Regions from separate parts of the Homo sapiens genome. Here region 2 is linked to region 1. A link is a contact called in ENCODE Hi-C or POLR2A ChIA-PET data. All regions are on one chromosome and are shown on one strand. Each heading gives the region's core, a stretch centred on a gene start or an enhancer-like site at or near the end of the contact. The rest is flanking DNA. Distances are from core to core; before and after follow the strand shown. Region 1 overlaps LINC02181 (long intergenic non-protein coding RNA 2181). Region 2 has its middle 26 kb from the start of FOXL1.

What was found. Hi-C counts contacts between places; a loop is a spot of excess contacts on that map. ChIA-PET counts read pairs that join two places held with the same protein, here RNA polymerase II (POLR2A). Pooled maps may share reads with other maps.
Region 2: a map with no recorded cell type shows a loop between it and region 1 (6-fold over the local background). The contact joins two enhancer-like sites. A Hi-C loop is called at or near these places in 1 of 37 single-sample maps with no recorded cell type and 2 of 50 pooled maps. POLR2A ChIA-PET finds 5 or more read pairs at or near these places in 1 of 52 experiments (common myeloid progenitor, CD34-positive).

Annotation. Positions count from the first base shown.
Region 1 is chr16:87,060,028-87,064,479 of GRCh38, reverse strand. LINC02181 (long intergenic non-protein coding RNA 2181) reads right to left here. Exons shown (of 3, transcript NR_126008.1): 1 at 3,981-4,452; 2 at 3,296-3,422; 3 at 489-1,728. Among named protein-coding and RNA genes, the nearest start is that of LINC02181, 4.5 kb to the right of the region's middle. Within about 2 kb of position 1,644, at least 4 of the 41 ENCODE cell types and tissues checked have a DNase peak (open chromatin) inside an H3K27ac peak, as active enhancers do.
Region 2 is chr16:86,602,422-86,606,715 of GRCh38, reverse strand. No RefSeq gene overlaps it. Among named protein-coding and RNA genes, the nearest start is that of FOXL1, 26 kb to the right of the region's middle. Within about 2 kb of position 2,140, at least 4 of the 41 ENCODE cell types and tissues checked have a DNase peak (open chromatin) inside an H3K27ac peak, as active enhancers do.

The sequences.
Region 1 (4,452 bases), core at 395-2,894:
CCGAAATGAAGTAAAGTGTGCCTGTAACACAATAGCAAGCCTGATTTTAGGGTCCTAGGACACATTTTTTTTAATGATGTGTAATAAAGAAAAATCAGATTCAGTTAAAAAAATTTCTCTCTTAAAATGGGTGAATTGTAATACTCAGTAAATTTAATTGTAATTTTTATTTGTTAATATAAGTTGCCTTTTTAAAATCTTCTGCACGTCTTGTCAAATTATTGAGAGGACTGCAAAGAAAACATATGTTAATGTGCTAGGCCACAGTTGACTCCTTTCCTTTCCACGAAACTAGTCCAAGTAGTGTAGGAAATTATGAAACTATAGAGTTCTCTGTGAAAAGAATACCCTGCCTTTCATTTCCAAGATAAAGCAATTAATACTGGAATTTCAAGGCAAATCTAATGATCAGTTAGGAGGGAAAAGGAGGAGGAAGGCAGGATGGTTATTTGCGTAAGAAAGTCCAGAAATCGACATCGGACAGATGTATCGTGGAATGTGATGATATTTATAAGGAAAAATCACATAAACTTTAAAAATGAAAGTTGTTTTGCTTAAACGACTGAAAAAAAGAATTCAGAATAATATTTGGGTTATCCTAGTTTTGTACGCTTGTGTTCACCAAAGCGTTCAGGGTCCAGGAGGATTAAAGAGCTCCATCACAAGGAGTGTTTTTGTGTGTGTGCATGCGTGTGCGTGTCTGTGTGCGCGTGTGTGCGTGTCTGGGTGCATGTGTGTGCGTGTATGTGCGCGCGCGTGTGTCTGGGTGCGTGTGTGTGCGCACGTGTGTGTCTGTGTGTGCGTGTGTGTGCGCGTGTGTGTGAGTGTGTGTGTCTCTACCCAGCTCTCCTACACCTTAGCCCCAAGGATGATGGGGAGAAAAATGTGGGAGCTGACTAGGTGGAACCAAATCTTTACTCCAGAAATTTATAGCTAATATAAAACTCTTAAAAATGAAAAAAAAACAGTTTTCTTACCTTTTTAAAAAGTCTTCTCTTTGGGGGGTTATGTCAGGGGATAGAGGAATGGGCTTGAGCCAGTTTTCAAAATTGCTATAGGCCAGGCGTGGTGGCTCCTGCCTGTAATCCCAGCACTTTGAGAGGCCGAGGCGGGAGGATCGCTTGAGCTCAGGAGTTTGAGACCAGCCTGGGAAACATAGCAATGCCCTGTCTCTACAAAAAATTTAAAAATTAGCCGGGCGTGGTGGTGTGCGCCTGTGTTCCCAGCTGCTCGGGAGGCTGAGGCAGGAGGGTCGCTTGAGCCCAGAAGGTCCAGACTGCATTGAGTGGAGATCGCACTACTGCACTCCAGCCTGAATGACAGAGTGAGACCGTCTCAAAACAAAAACAAAAACAAAAACCAACCAAAAAACCAAAACCAACTCCCTCCCCGCCCCCGAAACAACAACAACAACAACAAAACCCCCAAAAACCAAATTGCTATAGACCAATATTTCCAGGTCCCTGTGATTTTGATTAGAGAGTTTTGTTCTTGTTCTTCTGTTCCGTAAACTATGGTATTCTACCTCTTAAACGCATTTTTAAGCTTTCTAGTTTGGATGGCCTTAAACAGAGAAGCCCGTCCCTGGGTGGGGAGGTTTGTCCGCTGTCCAGTAGATGGCGCTGTGACTTCTAGAGTGAGGGGGGTGGGGGTGGGGACGACACCGCGTCGCAGCCCGAAGTCACAGGGGCCACCCCGTCGCCTCTCCCAGGGTGTATCCATCGGGCTCTAAACCCAAGAAGAAAAACTTTTTGAGGCCTCTCCTGAAATGTGCTAATCTATCAAAGAGCATTTATAGTATTTAAGCCAAATGTTAATTAACAAATAGCTCACCCTCCTCAAACAGTCTGAGATAGTGCCCAGCTAGAGTTTAAAGAAATACTTCCTGGAAATGTTTGAGATAAAAATGGAATAACGTAGTAGCTATTTCAATATTTTATCAGTTGCCCATATTTAAAAAAATAAAAGATCCTCACCTTTCTCCTAGAGTAATCATGAAGAACGTACATTTTATGTTATATGAAATGTTATGTGCGTAAAAATGGTCAAATGAAACCAGGCAGGTATAGATAATGGTAGTCTCGCCTTCTCAAAAAGCGTTTTCCTTTTCATGCAGTGGTGGCGTGAATACGCACCCTGGACATTGTATTTCACTACATCAGCACCTGCTAAAATGGTAAACCAGCTTCTTAGACGCGTTAAACCTCCACCTCCCTTGAGTGATTCCAGGGTAATCTTCTCCTCTTCCCCACTCAGAAAAGTTTCTAGTTTATTTTAAAAACAAACATTTTTCTATCCCCATCTCTTGCTACAGAGAATCTCAACTAAGGATGGTGCTTATCACTCTTCAACATATTTGATATTAAAATTAAAATAATTTTAAAACAATTTTGAATAATTTCAATGTTTAGACTCTTCATGGGATGACGTGATTTCTTACTATGTTTTAAGTAATGATTTGCGATATCTTTTTTTAATTTAAAAAGAAGTAGTGTGCATGTTGACAAGTATTGTAAACAAACTGGCATTCAACAACAGCAACAAAAAGATTTATTCCTTTTCCTAAGAATGATGTTATCCTTTATTCTGGAAAAAAAAAATGAAGCAGTATTCATTTGCCTCCAGTTTGAAATACTACTTAAAGACTTAGAAATATGTAAATGTAGCTTAGGACAATGACTTCATCGAGCCTGGTAGTAATTAATCTTGTACAGTTCTTTAAAAATTTAATTGAATGACATGTTAGTTTTATAGTTGTATGAATTTAAAAATTGTGCAAGTCACTCACTATTCATAACTCGAGCCTATGTATTAATAAAATGATTGTGCAAAAAACCAGCTGTTTAAATAAATTCTGTTCTGCTTTAAAGATTTTGCCCTTTGGGGAGAAAGTCATTTAAGTATTGAGTGGCAGTGGCCAGTGAACAATAGTCAAAATGTAAATAAATCTTCCTGAAACTTAGTTCTAATTTTCTTGAGCAAGATACTAACCCATAAAAAATAAACATTGTTTATTGAACCACGTTTGCATCAGTGAACCTTTGTAAAATGATATGGAGAAAATATGAACTTCTATGTCCCAAGTACTTTACTTTGCTTCCTTAGCAGAACAGAGAGAGCTATTCGATAGGTATGAACTGAAGAAAATAGAATTAGTGCCTCTGGTGAGAGAGTCATTCAGATTTGTACAGTTGCACGGAGGTGATCATACTAGAATTAACACCAAAAAATTGTGTCATTTGGCATCTTGGCTTAAGGGATAATTTAATTACACCACCTATTAGTGTTGACTTACGTTTCTGCGCCAGCCAGCCTTCTTATAATCTTGTTTATTTCCAGAAATCACATTTGTGACAGCTCTAATAGGCCATTCAACAGCAAAGATTTTCTCATTTAGTTGAAAATATTTCAGGCTTCAGAAACTAGCAAGGAAGGAAAGGCATATTTAGACTTCATATGTCAGAGTAAACTGATTTGGGGCAAGATTTAAAAACTGAACTCAACATGCCTGTTTGACCAATTTCAGCCTAAAATATTTTTATGTTTTAATTTGACAACTAAGCTGACAAGACTTCAGCTGATGCAGAGATTATTGCTCCGTCTGACTTGTGTGTGTGTGTGTGTGTGTGTAAGGGTAGAAAGTGGATCAGGCACGGTCTTTGCATGTGGGTTTACAGAAACACCTCAGAGGTTTGCATTGCCAGCAAGTGCGTCCATCTGCACCTATCACTGACTTGGAGTAATGGTGAACTCTTTCAGATTCTGGGTCCTGTGTTTGTAAACTTCCCACTTTTCGTTTTTTGAGAACGTTATTTTGATCTCTGCAAACGAAGGTGGGGAGATGTAGTTACTTCCCTCTTAACAGCTGAATGCAATCAGAGTGCTTTTGGGTGTTGTTTTAGTTAAGAGGCAAAAGAGAAGAGAAAAACACACCCAAACAAACCAGCAGACACACTTGGCATCCAGTGTTTAACGCTCACCCTTTAGTCCCGTCAGTGGGGGAGTGAATCCTGCAGGATACACCACGTTTCACGTCCTCCCCATTCTCCCTGCACCCCGTGAAATTCTCTTGGAAGGAGATGGAAAACTGTGGGGGTTTCATTTAAGGGTCAGCTCACATGTTTAAGCTGCATGTCAGGAAGAAGAAGGCTGAGATCCTTTGAGCAAACAAGTGCCAGAAACTGAAACCCCTGCCTGTCTCTTGTGCAACGCCTCCCCAGCGGTTTGGAGACTTGAGCATTTGAATGGGAGGCGTCCCAAACATTTCAGTCCAGATCTCCTCCAGGAGAGGGTGCTGGGGACCCAGGTCTCTCTCTAGGGCTTTGAAAGAGGCTTGCTCGGTGGAGACAGAAAACATGGGAGCAGTCCAGGGGAGCAGTTGGGCTTTCACAGAGCAAAAGCTGCCATGGCCATCCGGTTCCAGGCACTTGCCATGCAGACATGGGCATGAGG
Region 2 (4,294 bases), core at 891-3,390, 460 kb after region 1:
GATATCAACTGGAAAAAGGACACAAGGGAACTTTCGGGGAATGAATATATTCCATTCCATGACCTGAGCAGTGATCATAAAGGTGTACCAATACTAATACTAATACTAATACTAATACTAATGCGAAATGTTGTATATGTTGTACCTATATTAAAAAAAAAAAACTAAGATTTAATACTAGCAAGGTCAAGAATAGAACATATGCCAGAGACTACCTAGTGGTCCAGGGGTTGCAAACTCATAAGTCTGTAAGGGCCAGGAAGATAACAAAAATGACTGAAGTAGGCCAAGCATAAGGCAATAGATGCTAAGTGGCTCAAATGGCTACCAAGTATAAGATCTGCCTAGATACAGTGTATTTAAAAATATTGTTGAACCAAATAAAACTGCCAAGGCTTGAGTGCTCACACTCATAGGCTGCAAGTCATGAGTCCTATGTATCCAATGCTTTGTTTCACAGTTAGGAGTGCAGGGCCCAGAGACATCCACAGATCTGCCTAAATTGGCATAGTCAAGCAGGGTCACCCACCTGCACCAGTGGGAACAGGCCAGAGCTTGACTCTGATTGGCTCCAAATGAGTCATGTGCCTGACGCAGGGCCAATCGCTGTGGCCCAGGGGTGGGGTCTGACACAGACACCCTACTTTAGATCAAGAGAAATATCTAAGAGTGGGTATCTTTCAAACACTGCAAAATGGCAAGCAGGCTGAAGTGGAAAGACTCCAGTAGGGAGGTTAAGAGATATGGCCTGGCTGGGCGTGGTGGCTCACGCCTGTAATCCCATCACTTTGAGAGGCCGAGGCGGGCAGATCACAAGGTCAGGAGATCGAGACCATCCTGGCTAACACGGCGAAACCCCGTCTCTACTAAACAAAATACAAAAAATTAGCCGGGCGTGGTGGCGGGCGCCTGTGGTCCCAGCTACGTGGGAGGCTGAGGCAGGAGAATGGCGTGAACCCGGGAGGCGGAGCTTGCAGTGAGCGGAGATCGCACCACTGCACTCCAGCCTGTGCGACAGAGCGAGACTCCGTCTCAAAAAAAATAATAAAGAGATATGATATGACCCTACTCCTGGTTCCATTTTAAAGCTCCAAGACTTCCCAGGCGAGTCCCTTAAACTTGCTCATTGCCTCAGTTTTTTTTTTTTATTAAATGGATAACGATATCATTTTGGTGCAAACGTAAATGCAGTAATGGCAAAAACCGCAATTAGGTTTGCATCAACCTAATACTTGAGTGTTAGGGCCATATTCCTTAACCTCCCTACTTGGCTACAGAAATTCTGTCTTACATCCTTATCCCCCAAGGTTCCCCAACTTTTGGCAGGTGATCCACAAATGTTGCTTGGTCAAATTAATTAATCAATCCATCCATCGTTCTTGACCATATCAAAGGGACACTGTGAGAAAGAAATGGCACAAACATGAAAACACGTAGTGAGGTGATGAAAACGTACGAGCCCGAACAGGCTATCGCAGGAACCAGCTGCTGGCAACGATGCTGAAGACATTTAAAAGTCAAATACCTGAACAAGAATGCAGCTCCTCTCTCCAGAGCACTTCAGGAGGCCAGCGCAAAGCAGCCAGACCCACCCAACGTCTGTCCACAGACGCCCTATTTTCTAGCCACCAAATGAATTGTTCAATATGTACTTTGAAGTGTAACGTTAACAGATGTATTTAGTCAGGACTCTGGATTGACGGTGACAAAAATGAAACAGAAACTGGCTTAAGCGAGCCAGCTTCAGAATTTATCAACTTCTTTAATCAAATATCGGGGTTAAAGAATGTATCAAGTTCTTTAATCAAATAGCAGGAGCGGAGTGGGCCTTGGAGACTCAAATGTTGTTCTCTCTCTCTCCCTCTCTCCCCTCTGTTTTTCCTCTCCAAGAAACAAAAAAGGAACTACCAAACTGAGCCCCTGCGTCTATAGTCAGACGCCACTGGAGAGAATGGAAAAGGGAAAAGCCTTCTTACGGGGGCCTCTCAGTCAGCTCCATCGGCCCCCACTCCCCGGTACCTCAATCACAGCCCCCAGGCCCCCTCCTGGGGAAGAGTGGGGTCACCCACCTGCGCCAGTGGGAAATAGCTGGAGCTGGACTCTGATTGGCCCAATATGAGCCATGTGCCTGACACAGGGCCAATTGCTGTGGCCTGGGGGTGGAGTCTGATACAGAAAGGCTGCGGGAGGTGTCCCTGAGCAGCCAGCCCAAATTATTTCTAGTACCTCCAGCAAGGACTCATGGCTTTCGTTTTAGTTTCTACCTGTGTTAGGCCATTCTTGCATTACTATAAACAAATACCTGAGGCTGAGTAATTTATAAAGAAGAGGTTTAACTGGCTCACAGTTCTGTAGGCTGTACAGTAAGTGTGGCACTGGCCTCTGCTGGGTTTCTGGGGAGGCCTCTGGAAGCTTCCAATCAAGGCAGAAGGTGAAGCAGGAGGAGGCGTGTCACATGGTGGGAGTGGGAGCAGGAGGGGAGGGGAGGTGCCACACATTTAACCAGATCTCACAAGAGCTCACTCACCAGCACTAAGCCATGATGGATCCACCCCGCAAGACCCAAACACCTCCAACTAGGCCCCATCTCATGTTGAATTGCAATCCCCATTGTTGGGTGGGGATGAGATTTGAGTGGGGACAAATATCCAAACCATCTCACTACCCAACTGCCTGCATGATATCCTTTCATAGCTCCAGAAAGATGAGTAAATGGGGAATCAAGAAGAAAGCAGAAAGACTGTATATTGGAGGAGGGAGGAGGAGGAGGAGGGAGAAGGAGAAGGAGGGAGGAAAAAGGAGAAGGAAAGGAAGGAGGAGGAGGGAGGAGGAGAAGAAAGAGGAGTGAGGAGCAGGAGGAAAGAAGAGAAGAAGGAAGAGGGAGAAGGAATAAGAGGAGGAGAGGGATATGGGGGGCTGAAGGAGGAAAGAGTAGGAGGAAAGAGGAGGAGGAAGACGAAGTAGGAGGAAGAGCAGGAGGAGGAAGGAGGAGGAGGAAAGAGTAGGAGGAAGACGAAGTAGGAGGAAGAGCAGGAGGAGGAAGGAGGAGGAGGAAACAGTAGGAGGAAGATGAAGAAGGAGGAAGAGCAGGAGGAGGAAGGAGGAGGAGGAAAGAGTAGGAGGAAGACGAAGTAGGAGGAAGAGCAGGAGGAGGAAGGAGGAGGAGGAAAGAGTAGGAGGAAGACGAAGTAGGAGGAAGAGCAGGAGGAGGAAGGAGGAGGAGGAAACAGTAGGAGGAAGATGAAGAAGGAGGAAGAGCAGGAGGAGGAAGGAGGAGGAGGAAACAGTAGGAGGAAGATGAAGAAGGAGGAAGAGCAGGAGGAGGAAGAAGGAGGAGGGGGAAGGAGGAGGAGGAAGGAGAGGAGTGAGAAGGGGGAGGAGAAAAGAGGAGGAGGAAGAAGAGGGGGAGAAGGGAGGAGGAATAGAAAGGAGGAAAAAGGGAAAGAGGAGAGAGAAATAGAAGCTAGACAAGTACAGAAATGACCATTAAATTACGCATAATAATTATTGTTTACAAGGCACTTTCACATTCATCTTTCTGCTCCGTAACCACAACTTCAAGGTGAGACGGGAGTTCTGGGCCGAGATTATTGTCTCCACTCTACAGATGAGACAAACAGATTTCAGAGAGGTGAAGTGGCTTGCCTGTGGTCATGTGCCTTGTTAGATTATGGAGAAGAGGAAAAAGCCCCAGACTTTCTCACTGCCTCCTGCAGAACCCTATCCTGCCCAGCACTGCTTCCCGAACATTAGCCATTCTAGTGAGCATGGTGCTTACCGGAGCACATGCCACTGTTCCACTATTTCGTTAATATTTTCCCTTAAGTCGACTCACATTTTTTACTTCAATAATTTTTAAAAGTCAACTTTACAGCACTGATGTAAATGGAAAGTTAGTATCTCTTGATAAGGAGAATGTAACTAAAAATAAACACAATAAAAGCAAAGCGATGTGATTAAGCTCTAGCTAGACATCACTACCCGCCCAGGGCTCTGTGCTGCAGGCCTGGATCTGTCTGTTAAATGAGAAGATTAGCAGGTGCTGGACAGGCCCACACCAAGCTGAGACTCTCCTTGATACAATCAGGTGGTGTGGAAGAGAATGGAAAAGGGAAGAGCTTTCCCACTGGGTGCCTCAAAGATAAGCAACACTGCATCTGCTCACCACCTAACAATCAAATAGGGAAAAGCATGCTCACTGTAGTTAACTGCTCATTTTCAGGGCCATCCTTTATTTATGGCAGGGATGTCTGGCTTTCCTCCTCCTTAGGGACATAAAGTTCCTTTTTGAAAT